Linked DNA regions of Homo sapiens: region 2 is linked to region 1. A link is a loop called in an ENCODE intact Hi-C map of the cell type or tissue named here. Cell type or tissue: HCT116. All regions are shown on one strand.

Evidence for each region. Peaks named below come from ENCODE experiments on the same cell type or tissue, not always from the same donor. Only the 100,000 strongest peaks of a DNase experiment are listed, where the experiment ranks them.
Region 2: it touches region 1 in a loop (3-fold over the local background); 2 of 110 quality-filtered maps call a loop at or near these places.

Annotation. Positions count from the first base shown.
Region 1 is chr6:132,255,022-132,263,021 of GRCh38, forward strand. No RefSeq gene overlaps it. Among named protein-coding and RNA genes, the nearest start is that of LINC01013, 130 kb to the left of the region's middle. In HCT116, a CTCF peak has its summit at 4,255; a DNase peak (open chromatin) is centred at 4,266.
Region 2 is chr6:131,690,471-131,698,470 of GRCh38, forward strand. ENPP3 (ectonucleotide pyrophosphatase/phosphodiesterase 3) reads left to right here. Exons shown (of 25, transcript NM_005021.5): 15 at 3,027-3,154. Among named protein-coding and RNA genes, the nearest start is that of OR2A4, 6.9 kb to the right of the region's middle. In HCT116, a CTCF peak has its summit at 4,530 (motif pointing right); a DNase peak (open chromatin) is centred at 4,561.

The DNA of each region.
Region 1 (8,000 bases):
TGATTATTTTGGTAGATTCTTATAGAGTCAGCTATCAGTAACGTTTTGTCACCAGCTTGTTTAATAAAGAGACTCAGACCCAACTAACAAACAGTGGAGTAAGAAGAATACCAAGAGAGTGTGGTATCCTGGAACCCACGTGAAGTAGGTGTGAAAGAGACAATCCACCATGTCAGATGCTGGTGATAGGTCTCATGAGCAGCCCTCATGGTGGCCTGAGGTTTATAGTTGCTACACTGGAGTAAACCCAATTCTTATTTCATGTAAGTACAAATTTTATATCCAGACAGTGCTAGGTATTTAGGTATTATACATATTCTAGCACATAAGTTATTCTCTTTTTCATAATATTTTCTCTCTCCTAATTGTGAGGGGGGTGGCAATGTACCAAACTTTGTTTTTCACCTGTAGTATTAATTCGTCCCCACTCTATTACTCCTCACATCCATGATACACTCTATACCCAAGTTCCTATGTACACTTTGTTTTTTCCAAATAATACCTCCACGTACTTTTCAACCTTGTGTCCCCTTTCTGGCTAGCCATCCTTTAACCAACCTCAGGTGTCTCTCCCCTACCAGATTAGCCCTCTTTCTTCTTCATTTTTGGCTAGCATTTATCAAGGGCAACTGTCTGCTGGCACTGGACTACTATTTTCCATACATGATCTCAAGTAATACTCAAAACAACCCAAGTAGGAAAGTCCTGCTATTATTCCCATTTTACAGAAAAGGCACAAAGAGATAAATAATTTGCCCAAGGCCCACTAACTAATAAATAGTAGAGCTTCACTTGCAGTGCAGGTCTGTTGAACGATTCCAGAGCTAGGAATCTTAACAGCTATACCATCTTCTCCAACCATTGCTCCATCCTTTCCCCTCTCTCCCTCTCCACGCCCTGCCCAGAGGGTAACACACTTCCCTCTGCGCACCTGCACCCCTTCCTTCCTGGCACTAGTGTGCTTCTATAGCACTTTCCATGTTGTTTGTTAGACAGTTTTGTGTCTGCCTCCTTGTTAGAATCTGAGTTGCTTGAGATCCATCTTTTCTCTTTTCCTCAATAGTATATTCTCTGTGCATGGTATAGGGATGGATACATACTAGGTTCTTAGTGTTTGTTGACATGGATCTCTTCTCCAGAGCAAAAAGGCTTACTATGTATTCTAGGCATAATATTCAGCTTAATAGCAAGGTGGTCTCATCATATACAAATGAATATAGTAATAAGAGGTTCTTGCTCATTCTAGTTTTACCATGGAGGCTCCCTGGGATGATATCATTTAACTGTTGTTTTTAAAGCTGGATAAAGTTATTATGAAAAAAAGCAGGATAAAACTGATTTTAGCTGATGTTTTGATGCAATTGATGTTATCAGTAAAGAAGTGCTAATTTTACAAAACTGAGAGTACAGAATAAGTATGTGAGATAAGGCAGGATACTCAGGGGATGTCTTCCATGTTTTGATTCCTATGCAACAGCAGATAAACTACTAAAATCAACAGTTCTATTGAACAGAGTGCTGTTTTTAAAGTAAAAAAGGAGGGCTGTTAGGAGGGCTGTTTTTAAAGTAAAGAAGGGAAAGGTGCCTATATATTTTTGTGTCTCAGGCAAAGACTTCTGGTCCATTATTTAAAGAGTCAGCATTTTAGTTAAAACTTTATCAGATGTTGGTGAGATACTTCTGGACCCCTAGCCCTTAACTGAAAAATAATTTATGCACCTTTATTTGCTAATATGTGAATCATATTCAATTTTTTTACATCTATTATGGTAAAATAGGCTACGTGAAAGTTCTGTAGACAGAAAAACCAATTTCCATTGGTCCTGCTTCCAGACTGGGTCTTGAAAGCTGCACCCACCCTGAAGGACCCCTTCCTGCTCACAGCCCCACTCTGTGTGATGGTACTGTGTGCCCAACAGGCATCAACTCTACCCATGCGAGGCCATGGCACTCAGCATTTTTGTTTCAGGAGTCACACTATCTTACAAAAGTAGAAAAATATATTCAACTTCAACTTTTTGGACCCTTCAAAGAATATTGCTATGGATAGATGAGTTTTGGTTCTAAGAGGGTATTTTCTCCCCAAAGTACTACTTATCGGTTTGAAAATGATTAGCTAATTTGAACAGAGATCTTTCCATACAGCATTTTATGCTCTCTTCTTCTTGAACCAATAGTCAAAAGTGGTTTGATATTTTTTTCATGATTTATTGTCACCAGCATGAACATTTCTTAATGAACTCTGGTGCAAGGCTATGTTTTTTCTAGGGTTCATTAAAATTGATAAGAATTTGGGCTCTTGCATTAAGTGACCCGATGTAAACTCATTCCCTGCTGTGAATATAGATGTCAATGAAAGCAGATCTGAATTTCCTTGGATTTGGAAACCACTTTTGTCTACAGTAACAACAGAGAAATTGTGTAATACAATAATAACAGGTACATGCAGTGTATGTGCTAATTAATGGCAAATACAGTTGAGGTAAGGGTCAGCTATACCCTCCCAAGAATACTGTACCTGTTCTTTGGTGCTTTGATTTGGTGTGTATTTTATCCGCTCACAAGCTGTTTTTCCCCCACCTGGTTTATAACTGTATTTCAAATACATAAGGTTGCCAAACAGATGAGTTCCTTAGTAGATTAGGTGATGATGCAATGAGTTTGTTTATTTTATACCTGTACAATTATGTTTATCTACAGCATTCAAATGAGAGCTTGTATCACACAGTGGATAAGAGACCAGGCCTGGCTGTTTGCAAATCCTGACTCAGCCACTTAGCAGCTGTGTGCCTTTTAGGCAAGTCATTTAACCCTTGTATTCCATGGTTGTCTTATCTGTAAAATAAAGATAATAGTAGCACCTAACTCATGGGGCTTCTGTGAAGATTAAATATGTAGAGTCCATACAGTGATGCCTAGCACACACTAAAGACTCAGCTAATGCTGGTTTTTGTTAACATTGCTTATTGCAAACAGGATTGTGAATCTCAGTGTTAAATTGAGTCACTACAGGTGCTCAATATTCATGTCCCATCTATAATTCTGCTTCCTGCAAAGACCTTTTCCTAAACGTAATGAACCCTCTCTTTAAAATACCAGGGGAACTTTGATCTACTTTTCTTTTGGTGCTTATGTTGCTGTACCTACCACATAAGCAGTCATGAGGATACTGGCTCATTTTCCCAGTGGGAGAAAAACTCAGGAAAGGGCAAGAACTATAGTATCCATTACCTGCTCCTAAAGCACTGGCATTTAAGACCAATCAGAAACTAGTATGGAACTGAGAATAAATGAATATTTATATATTTGGCAGCTCTTTCACTCAAAAGTGATATATAAATTGCTTCTTGAGGAATGCCCCTGTAATGATAATCTTACAGAGGAGAACTTGCCCTGGGCATGCATAATGTTTACCATGAAAATAAAGTTTTCTAAGTGCTTTTTTGGACTGGCTTACTCTCAGATTTGCAAACCAGTAGAAAAACCAACCACTCCAAAGAATGTGACTTTCAGTAAGAACAGCAGGGCTTTCCTTTCATGCCCAAACCTTTCTCTGGGAAAAGGAAAATCAATACCCTGAAGGGGATTTTCCAGGTTTGTTTTCTCCAATTTTGCCCTGCTCGGGCAACACATGTTGACAGCCCAGATGGAAAATGTTGAAACACTCAATAAGGATGCTCTTCCAACTACATCAAGCTAAAGCCTGTGGGATATCCTTTCGATACAACTACACTTTTTCATACTCTTTCAATTCTCTCAAGTTAAGGAGAGAGAAATGTGAATTAAAGGTATAATACTTATCAGTGATAGGCAGTCTGTATGAATCATTGCTTATAGATTTTAGTCCTCGAACAGTTCACATTCTGTAAAAATAGTCATAAATTCTTAACTCAAAAATGTTTTATGGCTGAAGAAGAAAAGTTGCACGCTGTAGGGTGTATGTATTGTGTGGTTACTTCTAAAAATAAAAGTCATCTTTCAAGACACTTTAGAAAAACAAAAAAGGGATTCCTATCAGTTAAAGAGGAAGAGATGCCAGGAGGAGCATTGTTGTTTTGAAGAAAGGGAGGAACTCAGCCTCTGAAGAAAATACTACAAGTCCATCCCAATTTCTTAACTTACAAACACCTCCTACTCCCAGCTCCCACCTCCACTGCACCACTTCTCTGCTTTACCTCCTCTGAGGCTGCACTTTACCCTTTTAATCTCCATTATTCTCTCCTTGCTATGAAACAACCAAGCTAAACTGGACTCTTCACACCACCTTGTGGCACATCTAAAAACTTGGGATTTTTGTTTGTTTCTTTTACTCAGAAGTACTTCCAAAAGTCTTCATAATATGGTTTGGCTATATCCCCACCCAAAATCTCATTTTGAATTGTAATCCCTATAATCCCCATAATCCCTACGTGTCAAGGGAAAGACCTGGTGGAGGTAATCGAGTCATGGGGACAGTGACCCCCATGCTGTTCTCGTGACAGTGAGTGAATTATCACAAAATCTGATGGCTTTATAAGTGTTTGGTAGCTCCTGCTGAGTTCATTCTCATTCGTGCCACCTTGTGAAGAAGGTGCCTTGCTTCTCCTTTGCCTTCCACCGTGATTGTAAGTTTCCTGAGGCCTCCCCAGCCATGCTGAACTGTGAGTCAGTTAAACCTCTTTCCTTTATAAATTACTCAGTCTCAGGCAGTTCTTTATAGCAGTGTGAAAATGGACTAATATACTTCATGTAGCTCTTCCTTTTCTAATTAAGCTTTTTTAAAAATGGTAAATAACTAAAATTTTCCTCATCCCATTAAATGGTTGAATATATACTATTTTGTACTTCAGTAGTATGGATTCTTGTTAAGGATGACTTATCATCATTGGTATTTATGTTCTTAGTTTTGTCTTACCGATTAACAATGAACTTCTATAACATAAACTTCGTTTTTACTTCAAAAAACTTAAAACAGAATTACCATCGAATCAACAAAACAATGATAGCTTAAAATATAGACAACAGTAATAATAGGAAGCACAAGGAAATTAGCTGCACTTCTGCTTTGGACACACAGACCTCTTCAAATAGTCTGTAACAATCACAGGTCTGCTATTATTCCTCTCCCTTCCAATAAAAATCCTATACACATTTGATATCTCCCAGACCCTGCTTTGTTTCCAAAGATTCAGTAACTTGAAAAATATATGGTGTGTCCTAGTTGAACACTAAAGTCTTTGTACAAGAGCATGGGTGTTTGAAGACTTATTACAGCATTTGAATCAGGTTCAAGATAAAAGGGATTTGAACAAATAGCTAAAGGCATGAAAGTGTCCATGGATAAAAAGCAATGTAAGCTTCAGAGAAAATAACAGAGATTTCTAGATTTGGAAGAAAATTTCCAAACTCTCATTCATTACTGGAGGAGATGAAGAAACATAACAGGTTACACATGGCTTATTGGTAGCGGTGTGGGATGAGTCAAGGTCCTCTGATCTCCAGTTTATTGGACTTTCCTCCAACAGGGAAAGAGATTCTTGGCATCTTGAAATCATACCAATGACAGGAAATAGGACAGTGACAGTAATGGTCCCCTTCTAAATCTAGACTTACCTTGCTGCATTGTTCTAGGTTGTAATACACAGATTTCTGTATAGAAGGAGAAGATCTTGGAGACACAACAGTTCTAATCATAAAGGTAAATATACCAAATCACTTTGTCCAGCACTTCTAGATGACTCAATGAATGAAACGACAGGGCTACTTTTGGCTTTCTTGCCAGCCACACAGGCATATTTCAGCAGATCATTAGACTACACATTGGTTATGAATGAGTTTTCCAAACCTATTTTATTCTTGTGCTTGTAACAACTGCAGGCTCAGTCCTTTAGTCTGTACTGGAAACAACTGGAGCAGGCTCAGAATGAAGCTCTTGATGGATAACACTCCTCTCAGCTCATCTCATTTCCAGCAAAGTCTATCTTCCCTGTGACTCTTATATGTTCTACTCTCTCAGTCATGGATGTCAATGAAAAGTCTACTTAATGTAAAGTAGAACATCACATCTGATTTTTATAATATTCAGCTAAGGAGAATTTCCCTCTTATAAGTAAAAATTCTCTCTCATTTGAATTATGACACACTGACCATTTCTTTTTGTCTCTCTCTCTCTCTCTTTTTTTTTTTTGAGATGGAGTCTTGCTCTGTCGCCCAGGCTGCAGTGCAGTGGCGTGATCTCAGCTCACTGCAACTTCTGCCTCGTGGGTTCAAGTGATTCTCCTGCCTCAGCCTCCTGAGTAGCTGGGATTACAGGCGTACGCTACCATGCCCAGCTAATTTTTGTATTTTTAGTAGAGATGGGGCTTCAGCATGTTGGCCAGGCTAGTCTACAACTCCTGACCTCAAGTGATCCACCCACCTCATCCACACTGACCATTTCTTATATGACTCTTGTATCTGTACTTGAGGGGTAAATGTTGGGAAAGATGCAGGAGCCTTTGGAATCTGGCATGCCTCCCAAGCATGTGGTGTTACATGATCCACATCACTGTTGTTGAGCACAAGAGAGACAGACATGTTGGGACAGCTGTCATTGTGTGATGTCAAAGAAGGGGTTTGCTGCAGGCTTTGGCTTGACATGCTTTGAAATATTTCTCAGCTTTTTGGAAGTATAACTATATTTTCCATGTAAAACAGATCAATTTTTTTATTCTGAGAAAATATGTTACATGAGAGAGACAACATGGAAAGCTGCCTGTGCCTACAGGATTCTAGCTTTTTTGAATCTCTATGATCAAGTTAGGACCTGAGCCCCATCCAGAGAACAATCATCACTAACACATTATATCATTGAGCTACTAATCTTTATGTAACATAATGTGTCTAAGCATTCAGACAACAAAAGCTGAGGTAGTACAAAATAGGGGCCAAGAGACTGGCCTCAGGGTCACATCATATAAGTTTTCCAATATGTAAAATTGAAAGATATGTCTTTAGGTTTGTTGCAAATATTAAATTATATAATGCAAGTAAAGTACTCACATTTACTGACGCAGATGGAGTGTTCTAAAAATATTACCTACAGTCAGCATTACATGACGCCAACACCCGGGATTAAAAGTGGGAACAAGACAATAATCCAGATTTTGTTAAAATGATTAGGGATATTAAAATATTTGAAATAATTTGATTAATTGATTTTTTTTAACTTGGAACAACACAGACTTATCCTTAAGTTACCTTCTCGAAACACTTTATTTCACATAAGGTGCCTAGCAAAGAGCTTTGCATATAGTTTGGAACAATTAATGTTTGTAAAATGAATGAATGAATGCATGATGTGTTGCTATCCATCACACAGCACATGATTTGTTCTCTCAAACCCCATGCAAAAAATACAAAGACATTATATTTAGCCTCCATTTTCCTGAGGACATATGAGAACCATAGGAAGATCTATTTGTATGTAAGTGAATAAATTTTCTTATTTTCCTGGCCCTCATTTATATGAATGTGGTCATTCCTGGTGATAATTATGTTAGTCATAATGCTAATATCTTACTTTTGTAGATAAACTCACAGTTTTCAAAGAACTTTTTTTCAAAGCATTTTCTTCCACACATACAAATGAATATTTCATTTAGACTTCAAGGGCAAAGAATAGATAGGAATCATTGCCATTACTTTATAGGAAAGAAAAAGTATTCAAGCAGGTTGTGACTTGTCTAAGGTCACACAATCAGTAAATAAAAGGAAGAGAAGAGTGTCCACATATGGCTGGCGCTTAAGACATGCTGAATGTTTGCATGGATGGATGGATGGATGGATGGATGGATGGATGGATGGATGGATTAGTGGATGGATTAGTGGATGGACAGATTAATGAACCTGCTGTAAATATTCTAAGTCTACTGCACCAAAACAAAGAGATTAAAGTATTGTCTTAGTACTTGTGTCTATTTCTAGTTTTTAACACCTTTTCTATGTGTTTATGGTAAAATTATTTGCCATATTTGATTAGC
Region 2 (8,000 bases), 560 kb before region 1:
ATTCAGGTATGTAGTTTTTAGACATAGTGCTGTTGCACACTTAAAAGATTACAGTATAGTGTAAACATATTTATGTGCACTGGGAAACCAATTCATATGACTTGCTTTATTGTGGTGGTCTGGAAGTGAGTTCAAAATATCTCCAAGGTATGCCTGTGGAGTAAAATCTCTGAGGATGGAGTGCAAAGGACTGACGATAAACGCTGAGCAAAGAGTGGTTAATATAATCTGGGACCCACTGCAAGTTTCAAGTAGAATGCCCATTAGAGCAGAATTTCTTTACAGTGATGATCACTCTGTTTTTCTCTCAACACCTTCTAGTATGCCGATCTTGAGTAAAAACTGTGGACATTCTTGCCCACCCCTTCTGGTGAAGTGTATACTTGCAATGTGTTCATGCTGAGTGGATGCATAGTTCAGCATTTTCAACATGTGGACTCTCTAAATCCATATATGGTTTTCTTTTTGTTTTGTCACCTCATGATCCCTATAGCTGAAGCTCTGTTGGTGAAGAAGGGCAAATCTCTAATAATCCCAGTTGTGCAAGGGGATTGAGTATCACAGTCTTTGGAAATCCATTGCATGGCATCACAGATATGGACTGGACCTAGAGTTACAAAGGCCCAAAGAAATGGGCTACCATTTCACATAGTCCATCCTTCCCAAGGAAATATTTCATGTGGTAGTATTCCCAGCAGTGCTGTTCCCTGGGCCTATATTGAGCTTATTCTGGACAGAATTAACCAAGCATGAAGTGGCAACTTTTTAAGTTCTGCAGCACTCTGACTACATGAGAGACATCACTACTATTTATTCTGAGATAAAATGTCAAAAACGGCCGGGCGCGGTGGCTCATTCCTGTAATCCCAGCACTTTGGGAGGCCGAGGCGGGCGGATCACTTGAGGTCAGGAGTTCGAGACTAGCCTGACCAACATGGTGAAATATCTTCTCTACTAAAAATACAAAAATTAGCCGGGCATGGTGGTGGATGCCTGTAATCCCAGCTACTCTGGAGACTGAGGCAGGAGAATTGCTTGAACCCAGGAAGCAGAGGTTGCAGTGAGCTGAGATCATACCGCTGCACTCCAGCCTGAGTGATAGAGCAAGACTCAGTCTCAAAAAAAAAAAAAGAAAGAGAAAAAAAAAAGTCAAAAATTGTATCTCAACTCTGTAGACTTCATTCCAAATTCTCAAATGCAAAGAATCACCGGTACTTCTTCACAGGTAGGTAGTGAGCCTCCGGTTTTCTCTGGATTTACTCTGGCTACACAAAGTCCAGGAAAGTGTGACAATTACACACAGGGACAAATTATAGTTAGTCCCTTGCATCTTGGGGGAAGCTGCATACTCAGCAGCTGCCAGGTTGTGCCTGCCTGGAAGTTACAAAAATATTGGCTTAAGAAAGAAGTAATGATAAATAAAACAGTAGAAGCATAAGAAGCCTAGAAAATATACCAAAATAGGCAAGAAAAAACTGGCAAAAATATGTTTGCAATATATACTTTTGTTTTTCTTCTTTCATTCTATAAACTCTCCTTGCTCTCCCATTGTCTATATTTTGTTTAAATTTTGTTTGTGTAAATTATGTGCTTCATAGTTTCTCTTATTTTTCTTATCTAAATTGACCCTGAGATAATAGTGACACACACTTGTTAATATATATGATATATTGTGGTTTAAAATAAATGAGAAAATGAGGAAATAGGAAAAATTTCGTTTCCTTTGTTTATGGTTTTTCTTCTTGTTTCTCAAAATGGTCATGAGGGAAAGTTCCTTTGTAGTTCTATTTCTCATTACCTCATTTTTCTTTTACATAAATAGATACCAATGTGATTTGCATTTCTACAATTTTAAAATATGCCATACAGTCATAATTGTTAAAGAAACAAAATTTTACTCCAATTTGTAAGGAAACCATGATTGTTTTACAAATAGGGAGACTATAATAGGTTTCAAAAGCCATTGACTTGATCGGAAAACTAAGCAAATGTAGGTTATTTAAAAGATAAATTGAGTCTGTTGGAAAGTACTTTTTTGTGCAATTAAACTACTTTTTAATTTTTTTACTCATATCTACTAATATGGTATATATATTTATATGTAATTTAGACTCAAAAGTTGTCATTATCACTCTAAATCTAGATGTCTGTCCATTTTCTGTTAAAAAAGAGGGTAATTCATAGTGGTTTAATATATATATAATATATGGTTATATATATTACATATAATATATAACCATATATAGTATATATTATATGGCTATATTATATATGATATATGATATATGGTTATATATGATATATGGTTATATATGATATAATATGTAGTTATATATGATATATGATATATGATATGATATGTATATATGATATGATATATATGATATGTGATATATATGATATATAGTTATATATTATACACTATATATGATATATAGTTATATATTATACACTATATATGATATATAGTTATATATTATACACTATATATGATATATAGTTATATATTATACAACTATATATGATACAGTTATATATAATATATATGGTTATATATGATATATAGTTATATATAATATATATGTTTATATATTATATATTATATATGGTTATATATTATATATTATATATTATATATATGGTTATATACACACACACACACACACCCCCAGGAATAAAAACTGAAAACATTAACTCATAATTTAAATCAGATTTTTTATTTTTTTGAGAGAGTCTCACTCTATGGCCCAGGCTGGAGTGCAATGGGGTGATCTTGGCTCACTGCAACCTCCACCTCCTGGGTTAAATCAGATTTTTAATTGCAACCTGATTATCATTGCAACGGCAAAACTAATAACTAGGGGGATCTGACTACATTGATAATAGGTTTAATATTCCTATTGTATTAGCCAAGCTGAAATCCCCTTACTTTTAAAAGGTGCTTCATAAATTGATGTAGAAGATGAACTTTTAAAATTAATTTGCATATCTTATGTATCATAAAGAAATATTTACTTGCTTTTCAGTGCCGAAAACCTGATCAGCATTTCAAGCCCTATTTGACTCCTGATTTGCCAAAGCGACTGCACTATGCCAAGAACGTCAGAATCGACAAAGTTCATCTCTTTGTGGATCAACAGTGGCTGGCTGTTAGGTTCGTGTATCTGTTTACTTATCTCATAATGCCTTTAATAACCATTTGTCATTATAAGTCTACTTAACCTTACCCTGCTATTATCATCACTGTGAATTTTCCTGAGCATTGACATTTTCTGGCCTTTTTGTATGCTATTTAGCAGTTCTGCATTTGAAGTGATCGTTATTAGATTGCTGATTTTAGCATCCTTATCTTAACAATATAGATGAGAATGAGGAGTAAGGCTAAGAGTGTGCCCAGGGACTGTAAGTGCCAGCACCTTCCTACCCCCACTATGCTGTCCATTAAGGCAGCAGACAGATGATATCAGCTGTCTTTCAGCCTGATAATGAGTGATTGATTACACAACTCTTTAAGACCTTTGTCATCTTTGTGGTTTTTATAAAAGAGCACATATAGGGCTGTAAGACCAAGCTAATGAATTAGTTGTAACATTTATTTCTTATTACTATTTATAATGGTAATTTATGTTGATTATTGAAACATTTGCAAAATTTAAATGTGCTTAGAGAAAACAGAAACCACTTTTGACTTTGTGCATGCTATTTAGCAGTTCTACATTTCAAGTGATTGTTATTAGACATTATGACTCACTCCATCTTAAATAACCAATTAATCCATTGATTCAACGTTTTATTTTATGCTTGCCATGTATGCACCAGGCCCTGTTCTAGGCATTTGAGATACAGATCTGTCTCCTGCTCTCATGTACTGTAGTGGAGAAAACTGAAAATAAGCCAGTAAACAAATAAATATACACTTTGTGATAGCTGATAATTCCTATTTTTGTATTTCATACCAGCACTTTTTTCCTTATGCATAAGTAGATGTAAAAAGTATCTGGACTTTATGGCATTTTTCTAGCCTATTTAATATGTATGAATGTAATGCCAGGGGGATAGAATGACAATGGCAATACAGTGGCTAAGAGATATGTTTGACAAAGAAAAAGGAGATGACACTTTGGGAGGCCAATGCGGGCAGGTCACTTGAGGCCAGGAGTTCGAGACCAGCCTGGCCAACGTGAAGAAAAATACAAAAAATTAATAAAAATACAAAAATTAGCCAGGCATGGTAGCACCTGTAATCCAAGCTACTGGAGAGGCTGAGGCAGGAGAATTGCTTGAACCCGGGAGGCGGAGGTTGCAGTGAGCCAAGATCGCACCACTGCACTCCAGCCTAGGCGACAGATCAAATTAGTATTTGATTCCATCAAAAAAAAAAAAAAAGGAAAGAAAGGAAAAGAAAGGAAAAGGAGATGAAAGAACACAAGGGACAAGGGACAAGGGAATTAGGCTCCAACATTCAGGATCAGGAACTGGGGATTTGGCTAAGCCTATTCTGTAAGATAACCTGGAAACCCCTGTTGGGCCTGAGAGTGCAGTTTCACACTGGTTCACTAGATGGTGCTGACCCCTCTCTTTGGGATCGAAGTTTATTAGCCCTTTGTGTAGATGGGTGGCTGTACTGTGGCTCAGGACATTCTCTAGAAAGTATTTTCCTTAAATATGTGAACAAAATTAAGCTCTACTAATATTAAGTACATACAACTGTTAGTAATTTAGGTATGTAATATATAAATAAATATATGTCCAAGTTGGGGTACATTCTCCAGATATTTACTGTTAAAAGTCTAACACCAAACAAGTTAGGTCACTGGTACAGAAGGAGAAAGAGCTGTAAAGTGAGAGCTCGCCCACCCAAATACCTCTGGGTATCATGTATTAATACTCAATCTCAAATGGTGAGCTGTTTATTCTTTTAAAAACCAGCACTGAAATGTTAAAAGAACTGCAACCCAAGAGTTCATGGCCAGGCTCCCCACATAGCTAGGTTGTGGGAACTTGGAAAAATTAATATCTTAGAGTCTAATTTTTCTCATCTGTAACACAAGATTAGCCTAGTTTTATTATTTTCTTGCCATTAACATACAAAGTAAACTAACTTACATCAAAGGAAATTTTGAATACAGCCTTAACAAGAGAGCAAGTGAAGAATCTAATCTGGGCCAGGCACGGTGGCTCACGCCTGTAATCCCAGCTCTTTGGGAGGCTGAGGCGGGCAGATCACAAGGTTAGGAGTTTGAGATCAGCCTGGCCAACATGGTGAAACCCCATCTCTACTAAAAAAATACAAAAATTGGCCAGGCATGGTGGCGTGTACCTGTAATCCCAGCTACTCGGGAGGCTGAGGCAAGATAATTGCTTGAACCTGGGAGGCGGAGGTTGCAGTGAGCCAAGATCGCACCACTGCACTCCAGCCTGGGCAACAGAGCAAGACTCTGTCTCAAAAAAAAAAGAGAATCTAATCTGATTAAATCCTGGGTTCACTCTCTCCAACTCTTAAAACACAAGCCTCCAGCTACTTATTTTCTAGTGAAAGTACATCATTTTTAGTAATAATGTGCATCATTTGATAATTAGGTTAGGTCCCCTTTGTACAATTAAAGCAAATTTCAACAGTTTGTATAATCCATTTTCATCATCATCATCTTTATTTTACCTAAAATGTGTTAGATCTTACTAATTTGGGGAAACCTGATGTTTTGATATAGTAGAAGTATTAAGTGCTTTTTTAAAAGAACATGAATGTTAGCTTTTAATTTTGGATCAGCAACTGACAAATAAATTTCAGGCACCTTTTTAAGAACTAGAGATAACCAACAAAGTACCTGACCAAAGGATCTTTGCCCAGGTAGGAAGATAACAGCTATAATCAGATGGGATAACTATTGCACTAGAACCACGTACAAGGCTCAAGGAAGCAAAAATTACAGACCCAGGTGTGAATGTCAAGGAGCATCAGAGAATGCTTCCTGGTAGGGGTGGTTGCTGATCGGGGTTTGGAAGACTTATGATGGGATAGGATACGTGTTGCCATACAGCAGGTCTGCCCTGTGCAGTCTGTCGGTTGTACAGTGGCATCCTGCCAACAAGGTGAGTGGGAGTGGAAATGGAATCTTTGCTCAGCTCACCAAGCCTTAACAGGGGCTGCATTGGCAGGAGGAAGGGGATTCGTTTTTTGTGGTTGTTGTTGTTGTTGTTTTTGCCAAAAGTGCCATCTGCTTGCCAAGCCTTGAACACTGCCAGGCCGCGTCCTTCAAAGGCACCTTTTTTTCTCTCAATGATCTACCCAGAGCACCTTTTTTTTTTTTTTTTTTGAAATGGAGTCTCGCTCTGTCGCCCAGGCTGGAGTGCAGTGGCGCGATCTCGGCTCATTGCAAGCTCCGCCTCCCAGGTTCATGCCATTCTCCTGCCTCAGCCTCCTGAGTAGCTGGGACTACAGGCACCCACCACCACACCCAGCTAATTTTTTGTATTTCTAGTAGAGACGAGGTTTCACCATGTTAGCCAGGATGGTCTCAATCTCCTGACCTCATGATCCGCCCTCCTTGGTCTCCCAGTGCCGGGATTACAGGCGTGAGCCACCGTGCCGGCCTGAGCACCTTTTTAAAGCCAGCAGTAGCTCTAGGGCAAGGAAGGGTAAAGAGAAGGAGGCAGGTTTCCAGATGGAAGAACTAGATTCCTGCAGTTGCAAGTAGTTCTGCATTGCTGGAGCACTGAGTGTATGAAGCCATCATGTGTACAAAGGACCTTGTCTGAAATGACTAAGGAGTGTGACTTTGATCTTGAAGAAAGTAGGCTGTTGGTAGATACAGGTGGCTTGAGGTGAATATAGGGATATTTGCTTTTGGAGAGGTCCTTCAAGATGCTACATGGACGAGGATGGTCTAGCGCAGTGGTCCCCAACCCTTTTGGCACCAGGGACCGGTTTCATAGAAGACAGTTTTTCCAGGGTGGGGGCGGGAAGGGGGGGTGGTTTCAGAATGATTCAAGCGCATGACGTTTATTGTGCACTTTATTTCAGTTATTATTACACTGTAATAGATAATGAAATAATTATACAACTCGTTATACTGTAGAATCAGTGGGAGCCCTGAGCTTGTTTTCCTGCAACTAGATGGTCCTATCTGGGGGCGATGGGAGACAGTGATTGGTCATCAGGCGTTAGATTTTCGTAAGGAGCATACAACTTATATTCCTTGCATGGGCAGTTCACAATAGGATTCACCCTCCTATGAGAATCTAATGCCACTGCTGATCTGACAGGAGGCGGAGCTCAGGTGGTAATGCTTACTGACCCACCACTCACCTCCTGTTGTGTGGCCTGGTTCCTAACAGGCCACAGACAGGTGTGGGTCCATGGCCCAGGGGTTGGGGACCCCTAGTCTAGTGTGAAACAGGGAAGCCTGTTAGAAAGGTATGTAGTGACCCATTCAGCCCCAAGGGAGCCCATGAAGCCATGGGGATGGTGAAACTATATAGTGCATCACCGGGAAGGTATTATGGTTAACTTAGAAGCCACAGTTTCTAGGATAGTCTTGCTTTTATCATATTCTGTCTGATGTTTGTTCTCATTAGAACATAGATTTTTATTTCCAGCAGTGTTAAATAAGATTAGGGGTATGTGTGTGGGTGTGTGTGTGTGCGTGTGTATGTGTTTTGAAGGGAAGATTCAGAAGTTCTGAAGGCAGGATGATCAATTTGGGAAATTGTTCAAGGGGCTTATTAGAACCTACCTGAAGGGAACGTTTTTCTAGGACACAAAACACCGGTGCAAATCCACTGTTGAAAATGTTCTCCAATGTCTATTGTGAAATGGAGAGATTTTGAGTTCAGCTCCTTTCGGGAGGGGAGGAAAGAATCCTCTCCAAGGCAGCTTCCTCTAGCAGTTTCCTGCCTCTTGTGGGATGAGAAGATTTGCTGTCTAAGATATTATCATATTTATTTGTATTTTGCTGAGTTCTTTTACTGGATGTAAGGCAGTCCAAATGTTATTTGGA